2 separate regions of the Mus musculus genome follow, and region 2 is linked to region 1. Evidence: chromatin contacts called from ENCODE POLR2A ChIA-PET data. All regions are on one chromosome and are shown on one strand. The core of a region is the stretch at or near the end of the contact, and the rest is flanking DNA. Distances in the headings are between cores, read along the strand shown. Region 1 holds the start of Mrpl45 (mitochondrial ribosomal protein L45). Region 2 holds the start of Socs7 (suppressor of cytokine signaling 7).

Evidence for each region. ChIA-PET counts read pairs that join two places held with the same protein, here RNA polymerase II (POLR2A).
Region 2: POLR2A ChIA-PET joins it to region 1 with 13 read pairs in embryonic stem cell. The contact joins the promoter of Socs7 here to the promoter of Mrpl45 in region 1. POLR2A ChIA-PET finds 5 or more read pairs at or near these places in 3 of 5 experiments (Patski and embryonic stem cell).

What each region holds. Positions count from the first base shown.
Region 1 is chr11:97,313,540-97,319,432 of GRCm38, reverse strand. Mrpl45 (mitochondrial ribosomal protein L45) reads right to left here and starts at 3,717. Exons shown (of 8, transcript NM_025927.4): 1 at 3,494-3,717; 2 at 2,509-2,686. The coding sequence starts at 3,559.
Region 2 is chr11:97,357,551-97,363,796 of GRCm38, reverse strand. It overlaps Socs7 (suppressor of cytokine signaling 7), which reads right to left and starts at 1,505. Exons shown (of 10, transcript NM_138657.4): 1 at 374-1,505. The coding sequence starts at 1,362.

The DNA.
Region 1 (5,893 bases), core at 2,468-4,967:
TGTTAAGAGAGATTAAGGAGAAGTGATTGCTACTTCCTGTTATCTTTGTTGTTAGAGGTGGAATTATGTTTGTGTGGCTATCTTCTTTTGGATTTGTTCAAAGATTACTTTCTTGCTTTTTCTAGGGTGTGGTTTCACTCCTTGTATTGGTATTTTCCATTGATTATCCTTTGTAGGGCTGGATTTGTGGAAGATACAGTGTAAATTTGGTTTTGTCATAGAATATCTTTTCTTCGTCTATGGTAATTGAGAATTTTGTTGGGTATAGTAGCCTGGGGTGGCATTTGTGTTCTCTTAGGGTCTGTATTACATCTCCCCAAGATCTTCTACCTTTCATAGTCTCTGGTGAGAAGTCTGGTGGAATTCTGATAGGTCTGCCTTTATATGTTACTTGACATTTTCCCCTTACTGCTTTTAATAATCTTTCTTTGTTTTGTGCATTTGGTGTTTTGACTATTATGTGATAGGAGGAATTTCTTTTCTGGTCCAGTCTATTTGGAGTTCTGTAGGCTTCTTGTATGCTCATGGGCATCTCTTTCTTTTTTTTTTTTTTTTTTTTTTAAATATTTATTTATTTATTATATGTAAGTACACTGCAGCTGTCTTCAGACACACCAGTCAGATCTCCTTAAGGATGGTTGTGAGCCACCATGTGGTTGCTGGGACTTGAACTCAGGACCTTCAGAAGAGCAGTCGGGTGCTCTTACCCGCTGAGCCATCTCACCAGCCCCCGGGCATCTCTTTCTTTAGGTTAGGGAAGTTTTCTTCTATAGTTTTGTTGAAGGTATTTACTGTCCCTTTATGTTGGGAATCTTCCCTCTCTTCTATACCTATTATCCTTAGATTTCGTCTTCTCATTGCGTCCTATATTTCCTGGATGTTTTGGGTTAGGAGCTTTTTTGCATTTTGCATTTTCTTTGACTGTTGTGTCAATGTTTTCTATGGTATCTTTTGCACCTTAGATTTTCTCTTCTATCTTTTGTATTCTGTTGGTGATGCTTGCATCTATGACTCCTGATCTCTTTCCAAGGTTTTCTAATTCCAGGGCTGTCTCCCTTTGTGGTTTCTTTATTGTTTCTATTTCCATTTTTTGATCTTGGATGGTTTTGTTCATTTCCTTAGTCTGTTTGATTATATTTTCCTGTAATTCTTTAAGGGATATTTGTGTTTTGTCATTAAGGGCTTCTACCTGTTTACCTGTGTTTTCCTGTATTTCTTTAAGGGAGTTATTTATGTCCTTCTTAAAGTCCTCTATCATCATCATGAGAAGTGATTTTAGATCCGAATCTTGCTTTTTTGGTGTGATGGTGTATTCAGGACTTGCTATGTTGGGAGAATTGGGTTCTGATGATGCCAAGTAATCTTGGTTTCTACTGCTTATGGCTTTTTTTTTCCCCCCAAGACAGGGTTTCTTTATATAGCCCTGGCTGTCCTGGAACTCACTTTGTAGACCAGGCTGGCCTCAAACTCAGAAATTCACCTGTCTCTTCCTCCCAAGTGCTGGGATTAAAGGTGTGTGACGCCACGCCCAGCTCTTTATTTATTTATTTATTATTTTTTTATTGCTTATGTTCTTACACTTGCCTCCTGCCATCTGGTTATTGCTAGTGCTACCTGCCCTCGATATATCTGACTGGAGTCTGTCCTTCCTGTGATCCTGGTTGTGTCAGAACTCCTGAGTCCAGCTGTCTCTGTGATCCTGGGATTCTGGGATCCTGTAATCTTGGGCGTGTTAGAGAGCCTGGGAGTGGAGCTTCCTCTGGGTGTTGTGGGACTGGCTGCAGAGTTCAGGCCCCACTTATTTATAATAATAAATAAATCTTTGGGCCTGAGCAAGTGAGGTTGACTGGAGTGAGCAGAGGTCCTAAATTCAAGTCCTAACAACCACATAAAGGCTCACAACTATCTGTACAGGTACAGTTTACTCATATACATAAAATAAATAAATAAATAAATAAACAAATAAGGATGACCTCATGAGCAGGACTAGAGGTACAGCCCTAGGTCTCAGCTACTATTTATGTAGGAGGATCCACCTGTGGTAAAGGCAAAAGGAAAGGGAGAACAGGAGTGTGTAGCTCAGCGGTAGACTGCTTGTTTAGTTCTATATCTAACCCCAAGTTCTGTAAAAACAAAACAAAATTGACTTTTTGAAATATAGTTTATAAAAGTAAATCATTACTGAGGGTGAACTTGGTGGTTCATTCTTTTTTTTAATCTTTTTAAAAAAGACTTACTTATATGAGTACACACTATAGCTGTCTTCAGACACACACACCTGAAGAGGGCATCGGATCCCATTACAGATGGTTGTGAGCCACTAATGGTAGTGAGGTTTCTGGGAATTGAACTTAGTACTTCTGGAAGAGCAGTCAGTACTCTTACCCGCTAAGTCATATCTCCAGCCCCACTTAGTGGTTAATTTATTGCTATCAATCAGAGTCTAAAGCATACACCAGACCTCTGACAATAGAGAACTGAACCAGGATCCCAGAAATAGTTCCTTACCTGTACAGGCCAAATGTATAGGGCGCTCCAACCGTTCCTGTGGAATGACCAATCCCGCTTTCCTGGCATACTCCAAAAACTCCTTCTCTGTTTTGTACTTGGGTTCAGGAGTTGGGGGTCTAAAACGGCTTTTGGTTTTAACTTGAACTACAGTTGTGGACTGAGTCACCAGAATGGGCTGGGAGATGAAAAAAAAAAGTTAGCGTATAGGTGATTTGGAAAGGATAAATCTATCTTGAGCAAACTGTTTGCAAAGTCTTATAGAAAGACATCCCATTAAAGAATGCTTCAGGAGTTATGAAATGACTATTATGGAGAAACGATATTACTTTTTGAACACCTAGGGATGGCTTTTGCCACAAGCCAATTAATAACCTGTATTCACATCAATCAACAGTAAAAACTTTCCTTTAATACATTCTGCAGTACTACTGTATACAGAGATGATTAAAGCAGAGGTCCTAGTGCCAAAGAACTTTCAGTTTAATTGTAAACCTCACTTAACCCATTTCTGAAAAGAGTGGAATGCTATTACTAAAGCATTAAACAAGATCTCCCTGGCATTTCCCCCACACTTCTGTTTTGCTTTTTCAGAAGCAAATTGCTTCTAGCTCCTAACTGACCAATAAACTTTTACGAAGTCAGGTGACCTTTTCCCTCTAGGATAAGACAAAACTCCTATCCTTTTCAAAAAAAAATTTTTTAAGAATGTAAAAGAGCTGGTTCATCTTCCAAGCCATTACTTTCCTTTTTAACATCTTCTCTCCAAAGACTAGAATTAACGTAAAGAAGCTTAATGCTCAGCCTCGTCTAGGCTGTCTAGAGAGACTTGTCTAGAGGGGATCGCATACACCTCAAATTCTTCTCCAGATGAAGTCTGACTCGTATGGTCCAAACTCAGCAACGCCCACAGCATGATTATTCCCCTCTACTCTATCCTCCTCTTTGTGTCCCTAAAAATTTCATTCGCTTCATTTCTACCCACCTGCCGAGACCACCATCCCAAAGTCCTGTATAAGGAGGACAAGCCCCGAGGTACGGGGGCCGCCATTTTGCTCGCGCAAAGGCCGCCGGGATGCTAGCCTAGCCGCAGATCACCGAGCCGGAGAAAAGGCGCAGAGGGCGGAGCGAGCTGGGGAGTGGAATTTTCCAGGGCGCGCGCCCCAGGCCGAAAGGTGAGTCGCGCGCACGCGCACGCTCTCCAGGGGAGGGGCGCGCGGGCACGCGCAGTGGGTTCGCGCGTGCGCAATGAAACCACTTTGGAAGTAGGGTAAACCGCACGGCTGTCACGCGCCAGTCGGAGACGGGGAGAGCCAGCTGCGCCTGCGCAGGAGGCTTCTGTGGGACTCTGGTTGCTGCATTCCTGGTTCCTTAACACATTGTTACACCTTATTTACAATCGGTGAAAAAAACGAAAAAGTGCTTCCCTCTGAAATCAGAAGCCTTTAAGATAAGTGTTTTCTTTCATTACAAGGAATTCACTGGAGGTATTTAGGGCGAAAATGATAGTTTCTGGGTGTGTTTCTGACCTCAAAATGCAGTATAACCTTAAACCTTTAACCAACCTAGTTTTCTATGTGAAAATTCTTTCATACCTTTCCGTTAGGGAAGCTGACCGCTGTGATTACTGAAAAGCAAAAGGCACGTGGGTTAACAAGAATCTGTCATTTCCCAAAACATATCATTTCCAAAAATACCACTTACCAAATTTGGTAATAACTGGTATTTCAAAATTGTTTACTAGGCGCCTGGCAATTTAAGCATTTTACATATATCAACTTAATCCTCACCACAAGCAATAAATATTCCTGCTTTTACATATATGGTTGGGCCAGAGATACTAAATATGTAATTCAAATTTAAACAAATAATTGGCAGAACTGAGAGTCAGGTACATAGAGTTTAACAACTCCAAAATCGCTTCACATTCAGTGGTTAAAGGAATCCCAGTGTGATAACCAGGTCATCCTGGAGCCACACAGACTATGTAACACATCCTAACCCATGTCTGCCTGGCCTCTGCTCAGTTTCTCGGCTACTGCAAGCTAATTCCCTATCAGTACCTAATATGATTTGGTTCACTCTGAGATGGATTCTTAGGTGGTCACTGTTACTTTTGATTAGCTGTTTTGGAAAATTTGAGGCATGGTGGCGCACCCCTTTAGTCCCAGCACTCGGGAGGCAGAGACAGGCAGATTTCTGAGTTCGAGGCCAGCCTGGTCTACAAAGAGAGTTCCAGGACAGCCAGGGCTACACAGAGAAAACCCTCCCTCAGAAAAATACAAACAAACAAAAACTAAAAAAGAAAATAGAAACTATAGAGATGGCTCAGGTGTTAAGAGTCCTTGCTGGGCTGGTGAGATGGCTCAGTGGGTAAGAGCACCCGACTGCTCTTCTGAAGGTCAGGAGTTCAAATCCCAGCAACCACATGGTGGCTCACAACCATCCGTAACAAGATCTGACTCCCTTTTCTGGAGTGTCTGAGGACAGCTACAGTGTACTTACATTAAATAAATAAATCTTAAAAAAAAAAAAAAAAAAGAGTCCTTGCTGCTCTGGCAGAGGACCCAAGTTCGGGTCCCAGCATCCACATGGTGACGCATATGCCCCTGTAAATCCAATTCTAGGGGATCTGATGCCCTCTTCTGGACTTTGAGGGCATTACACACATGGTACACATAAAGATAGGCAGCTAAGCATCCACACACATTTAAAAATCTCTTAAACAACAGTGAAAAGGAAATCCTATAAGGCAGACTTTTCTTTCCCATTTTTCCTAGTGAGACTTTTGTTTGTTTGTTTGTTTTGTTTTGTTTTTTCCAGACAGGGTTTCTCTGTATAGACCTGGCTGTCCTGGAACTCACTTTGTAGACCAGGTTGGCCTCGAACTCAGAAATCTGCCTGCCTCTGCCTCCTGAGTGCTGGGATTGAAGGTGTGCACCACCACGCCCGGCCTAGTAAGACTTTTAAATTGAACCTAAAGAATAGGAGTCCTTGTTAGCAGCAGGGTGTGTGTGTGTACATGTATGTATATGTATACACACAAACATACAACACACACACACACACACACACATATATATATATATATATATTGGGGGGGGGTTCAGACTCACGACAAGAGGCTAAGTTGGATATTTAATATGCCAAAGCAGACCTGGGCTCCAGGTTCTCCCAGCATCCCTTAGTCCTTACCTGTTACAGGGCATGGCTGGCATGTCCTACCCTCTATGCTGAAATTTCCAGCCCAGGGGCTGGACTTCCTATCACTCAGAGGCTCTTCATTATATAATAATCCAGACATTTTGGCTCCCCCCCACCCCCGCAAGCCAAGCCCTCTTTCTCTTCCCCCTCCCCTCTGTCTCTCCTCTCCATTGGAGGCTCA
Region 2 (6,246 bases), core at 256-2,755, 47 kb before region 1:
CGGCCCCAAGGCCACACATTTCCAGCAACCTTCAGCAATGGTAGTAATAACAGACATGGGAGGGGTGCTTAAAAAGTGGGGCCGGAACAGGGATGGAAGGTGAGGCCGGGCTTCAGATCATCCCCAGCAAGAGACGCTAACCCACTGAGAAGTGTCACAGAGTGTGAACTCTCCGAGAGTTGAAAGCTGTTTCCACAATTAGCTCTGACCTAATGCGAGATGTCACCACCTTTAATCCCAAGTGTCTGCCTCCTCCTGAAGTCCACAGCTCAGCTCTAACAGTATCGTGTTGGCAGTAGGGGAAAACGAGGGAAACGAAACAAGAAATGGAACTTTGTCGCTTGCCCACCCCCAACCCCCAAGCCAATCTCACCTCCCCGTATCCAGCTCCCGGACCGCTGAGCCTCCCATGTCGGTCAGGCTCGCAGCTGAAGCTGCCAGATCTCCCGAAGGCCTCTTGCCGGTCCCATCCCCGCCGCCCGAGCCGCCGTTACAGCTCTTCGTGCGAAACAGGCGACTGAGGCGGATTTTGAAGGAGCCCTTCCGAGAAGGGCCTGCGAGAGGCCGGAGGGGCCCGGGAGGCGGCGGCGGTGGGGGAGGTTGCTGCTGCTGCTGCTCCCCTCGGCTCAAGCGCCCTGGAGGGACCAAGTCCTGCAGCGGAAAGGGCACCGGGGGTAGTTCGGGACCCGGAGGCTGCAGAAGCAGCCGGCCACCCACTCCTCCTCCTCCACGGCCGGGGCTGCTGAGCTCCTCTTCCGAGCAGCTGTTAGTCTCCAGGCTCTCGGCCTCCGATTCCAAGCCCTCCAGGACCAGCAGCGCGTCGCTCGTCTCCGTCGGGTCCTCCCCGGCCTGCGGGGCGGCAGCAGGCGGCGGGGGTTGCGGCGGCGGCGGCTGCGGGGGACACGGGCACGGACAGCAGCCTCCGCCGGCAGTCTTGATCCCCGGCCCCGCCGGCTGTCCGAGCCCCAGGGCCGCCAGCTGCGCCTCTAGTCCAGCCACGGGACCCCAGGTCCGCTCGAGCGCCAAGCCCGGCGGGAGGGCCTTGGGATCCAGCGCGCAGCGGTGCCGGGGACACAGCAGTTCCGAGGGTCCCGGCTCCCGGGCCGCCTCCGCGTCCTCCTCCTCCGGCGGCCGCCCCACGTTGCGGAACACCATCAGCTGAGGCGGCCGGGCGCCCCGCGAGCCGGGCCGCGCGAGGAAGGGTGGTGGCGGCGACGGGCCATGGCTGTGGCCCGGGGGCGGCGGCGGCGGCGGCGGGCCTGGCTCGGGGGCGGCCTCTCCATAGCCGAGGAGGCGGCTCAGGACCCGGTACGAAGCGGCCGCCGCCGCCGCCTCGCCGTCCCGGAGCTCGGCCCCCTGCATCGGGGTGGCGAAGGGAGGGAGGGCGGGCGGCTAGGAGCCGGGCTGGGTGGGGACTAGGCCGGGCCCCGCCGGAGCCCCGCCCGCCGCGGCCCCCGGAGCGACAGCGCTAACGGCCGCCGCGGCCTCTGCCTCATAGAGGGGGCGGGGGGGGGGGGGCGCGCGGAGCCCAGCGCGAGCCCAGGCCGCGCGCTGCCGCCGAGGACCGCCCCTAGACGTCACTTCCTGTCCAGGGCCCGCCCCCTTTCCCCAGGGTGCGCAAGCGTCGGACTCCACTCTGCCTGACGTTTCTCTTGGCCCTGGTAGCTATTGGCCGTCTGCTGCATCTGGGGCCTCCGTGGTCTCCGGCACCGACCCCTGCTTTTTCACTTCCTGGGCGCCCGGGCCCTGTCCACCGTCCTGTGTAGAGCAGTGCAGGCCTCGGGACCCGGGTCTGGACCTGGGAGAGGGTCGTGGACCTTGGCACTGTCTGGGGGTCTTGTCCTGTCCATGCTGCCTGGAGTGTGTGACCTTGGCCAAGTCATTTCATTACATCTGCATCCTCTTTCCTAGCATCCGATGAACTGTGGAATGACTACATGAAAATGGGTTGTAGAGCCTGCAGTGTGCTCTTCCGTGCCAAAACAACTGGATCTTTGAGAAGACAAGAGTGTGTATATAGTTAGCATAATCTCATCATGAATTTGAAATGAAGAATGGATATACACAATTCCAAGAAATGAAGATATACAATAGCCAATTCTGTACGACTGATGGCCAAATACATCCTTCCACTGATTGTTGTCATAGTGTATGTCATGTTGAGGATAGAATCCAAGACGTGGCACGTGCTAAGCAACAGTTCCATCACCAGACCTCATTCCCAGCCCTTCCCAAAATGATGACAAGTGACCAAGGACTGCAATTGTAACAAGAATTTTTACTAATATTTTCCTCTGTTGATGAAAGAGAACAGTGAAAAAGCAAAACCTGATCAAATCATCAATCATGGGGGCAACTTTGCTGAGTCGGAATTGGTTTCAGTGACGGGGAAGAGTTCCTTCAACGTTTTTGTGCCATTGCTAATGTAACACCTACAGATAGATGTACAGGAGATGTAAATCAGAATCGCTGTCATAATCTCCATCACTTAAAAAAAATGTATGTGTATGCACATGTGTGTGCAGAATCCGAGAAAGGGCATCAGATCCCCTAGACCTAATTATTAGCTGCCCCAAGTCCCTGGACATGGGTGTTGAGAGCTGAGTTCTGACCCTCTGCAAGAGCAGAACAAGCCGTTATCTGCTGAGCTAGCTCTCTAGGCCCCTCCATCTCTCTTTCTTTCTTTCTTTCTTTCTTTCTTTCTTTCTTTCTTTCTTCCTTCCTTCCTTCCTTCCTTCCTTCCTTTCTTTCTTTCTTTCTTTCTAGACAGGGTTTCTCTGTGTGGCCCTGGCTGTCCTGGAACTCATTCTGTAGACCAGGCTGGCCTTGAATTCAGAATCATGTCTGTGCTGGGAATGAAGGAATGTGCCATCACCACCCAGCTCCCTATACCCCTTTTGTTTTTCAGACAGGGACTCTCACAAGTATCAGGACTTAAGTTTGGATCCCCAGCACAGTATAAAAGCCAGGCAGAGCAGCATGTGTCTGTGATCTTCGCACTTGATGTGGGGTGGATCCCGGGAGCTCCCTCACCAGTCAATCTAGCCAAATTGATGAACTCCAGAATCAATGAGGAACAGGCACATTACAGAGCCATCTTCCCAGCCCAGTGGGGTCATTCTGAAATAGAAATTTGCTCACAGCCTGTGATTGTAAAGATGTATTTACATATATTTCTCTGCACACCAAAAGACAGCATCAGACCCATTACAGATAGTTGTGAGCTGCCACGTGGAGTCCTGGGAATTGAACTCAGGACCTCTGGAAGAACAGCCAGTACTCTTAACCACTGAGCCATCCCTCCAGCCCCACAGCCTGTGATTGTAGTTGTTCATGCTTTCTGCATTCTTAGGATAGAGAGAAAACCCTCTATGTGACATATAGGGTCCTAATGGTTTTGCCCTGCCTACGTCTTACTCTTACACATTGCCCACCAAGCTGTATCTTGTCTGTTCAGTTCTGCTAACACCGTTCTTTTTAAGACTTATTTATTATTATACATAAGTACACTGTAGCTGACTTCAGACACACCAGAAGAAGACGTCAGATCTCATATTAAGGGTGGTTGTGAGCCACCATGTGGCCGCTGGGATTTGAACTCAGGACCTTTGGAAGAGCAGTCAGTGCTCTTACCCGCTGAGCCATCTCACCAGCCCAGTTACACCGCTATTTTCAACATTCATGGGCATTCTTCTGTTATTTGCCACTGCTACCCCTTTTTTCTCCTGCAGTGTCAGGACACAAATCCAGTGTTTATATCTCCAAAGCAAAGCTGCAGCTTGACCAGTGGCCAGCATCTCCCACCTAACTAAGCTCCATTCTCAGATAAGTTTTCTCTCGGGTTTGTGCTCAGTGAACTGGCCAGCCTTCAGACTGAACTCTCTCCTCACCAGACCGGGGAGATGTACGTTCTCTCTCAACTTCAAGACCCAGTCTCTGTTACGCTTAATTGCACATGTGTGATTTGATTAACACTCTGTCCAGACTAGAGAGATGGCTCAGTGGTTATCACTGACCACTCTACCAGAAGACCCAAATTCAATCCCCAGCTCCCACACAGGGGAAGCTCACAGCTCCCAGTCCCAGGTGACTGCATCCCTCTAGCTTTCACGTGGGCGTGCCCATACACAGGTGACTAAAAATGAAATAAGTCATGGAGCTAGAGAGATGGCTCACTTAAGAGCACTGCTTACAGTTTGGAGAGATGGCTCAGAGGTTAAGAGCACTGACTGAGTTCAAATCCCAGCAGCCACATGGTGGCTCACAACCATCTGTAATGAGATCTGATGCCCTCTTCTGGTGTGTCTGAAGACAGCTACAGTGTACTTAGATATAATAATAAATCTTTAAAAAAAAAAAAAAAGAGCACTGCTTACTCTTCTTGTGGATCCCAGTTCAGTTGCCACCACCTACACTGTGGCTCACAAAGGTCTAATTCCAGCTCCATGGGATCAGATGCCCCCTTCTGGACTCCTTGGGCACCAGACTCACACATGGTAAATAGACAAGCAAATATGACAGCCATCAAAAGCATAAAAAAGATAAAAATAAAAACAAACAACAACAACAAAAAATAGGGTATGGTAGTGCACACCTTTAATCCCAGAACTCAAGAAGCAGAGACAGGTGGATTTCTGTATGTTCTAAGCCAGCCTGGTCTACATAATGAGTTCCAGGACAGCCTGAGCTACATAGTGAGACCATGTCTCAAACAAACCAAAGATAATAACAATAAAATATAAATCTTTAGGGGCTGGAGAGATGGCTCTGTGGGTAAGAGCACCCACTGCTCTTCCAAAGGTCCTGAGTTCAAATCCCAGCAACCACATGGTGGCTCACAACCACCTGTAATGAGATCTGACTCCTTCTTCTGGAGTGTCTGAAGACAGCTACAGTGTACTTACATATAATAAATAAGTCTTTAAATAAACAAACAAACGAACAAACAAACACATCTTTTTTTTTTTTAAATCTGGGGCTGGCAAGATGGCTCAGCAGGTAAGAGCACTAACTGCTCTTCTGAAGGTACTGAGTTCAAATCCCAGCAACCACATCGTGGCTCACAACCACCTGTAATGAGATCTGACTCCTTCTTCTGGAGTGTCTGAAGACAGCTACAGTGTACTTACATATAATAAATAAGTCTTTAAATAAACAAACAAACGAACAAAAAAACACATCTTTTTAAAAAAAAAATCTGGGGCTGGCAAGATGGCTCAGCAGGTAAGAGCACTAACTGCTCTTCTGAAGGTACTGAGTTCAAATCCCAGCAACCACATGGTGGCTCACACCATCTGTAATAGGATCTGACACCCTCTAAAGACAGCTACAGTGAGTGGAGTTTTATTCCCAGCAATCAGGTGAGGGCTCACAACCATCTACAGTGTACTCATATACATAAAATAAATAAATAAATCTTAAAAAAAAAGTCTGCCTCCTCTAGTAAAATATAAGTTCCAGAAGGCAATGTTTGTTCTCTGTCCCTCACGGCCTCTCTAATGTCAGAACGTAATGTCAATGACTGACATGAAGTAGGCCCTTGATATAGAAATACAGAATTGTCAGACAACCTTAAGCCTCATGAACGATCCACGATTCAAATCCACCTCAAATTCTGCACGACAGAATTAGCAGCCACTCTTGTAAATGAAGAAACAAACTGACATGCAGCTATGGTTGATCGGCTCAAAACCATGCCATGGAATTTACAACTAGTTGCCTGGCTGCAAAGATTTTCTTCTCTATCCTTGCTCCCTCTGCTCCTTCTCATCTCACTCGAGATTTCTAGAAGGAAGGGAAGAAGAGAAAAGAAAGAAGATTGAGAGAGAAAGAGAAAAGGAACGAAAGTTAGATGCTATAAAACCCCAGAACACTAGCTGCCTAAAATAAAAACCAGAATTCCTGGCTCAGGCAATGGAGGCAAGGAACGCAGCTCTACAGCGCCCTCTGCTGTTAGGTTGGTTTATTTGTACCCCAAGAGGTTGCCTGTGTCAGCCATGGGGTAATTGGGTTTTTTTTTTTTTTTTTTTTTTTTTTTTTTTTTTTAAAGATTTATTTATTATTATATGTAAGTACACTGTAGCTGTCTTCAGACACTCCAGAAGAGGGAGTCAGATCTCGTTACGGATGGTTGTGAGCCACCATGTGGTTGCTGGGATTTGAACTCCGGACCTTTGGAAGAGCAGTCGGGTGCTCTTACCCACTGAGCCATCTCACCAGCCCTGGGGTAATTGGGTTTTACAGTTC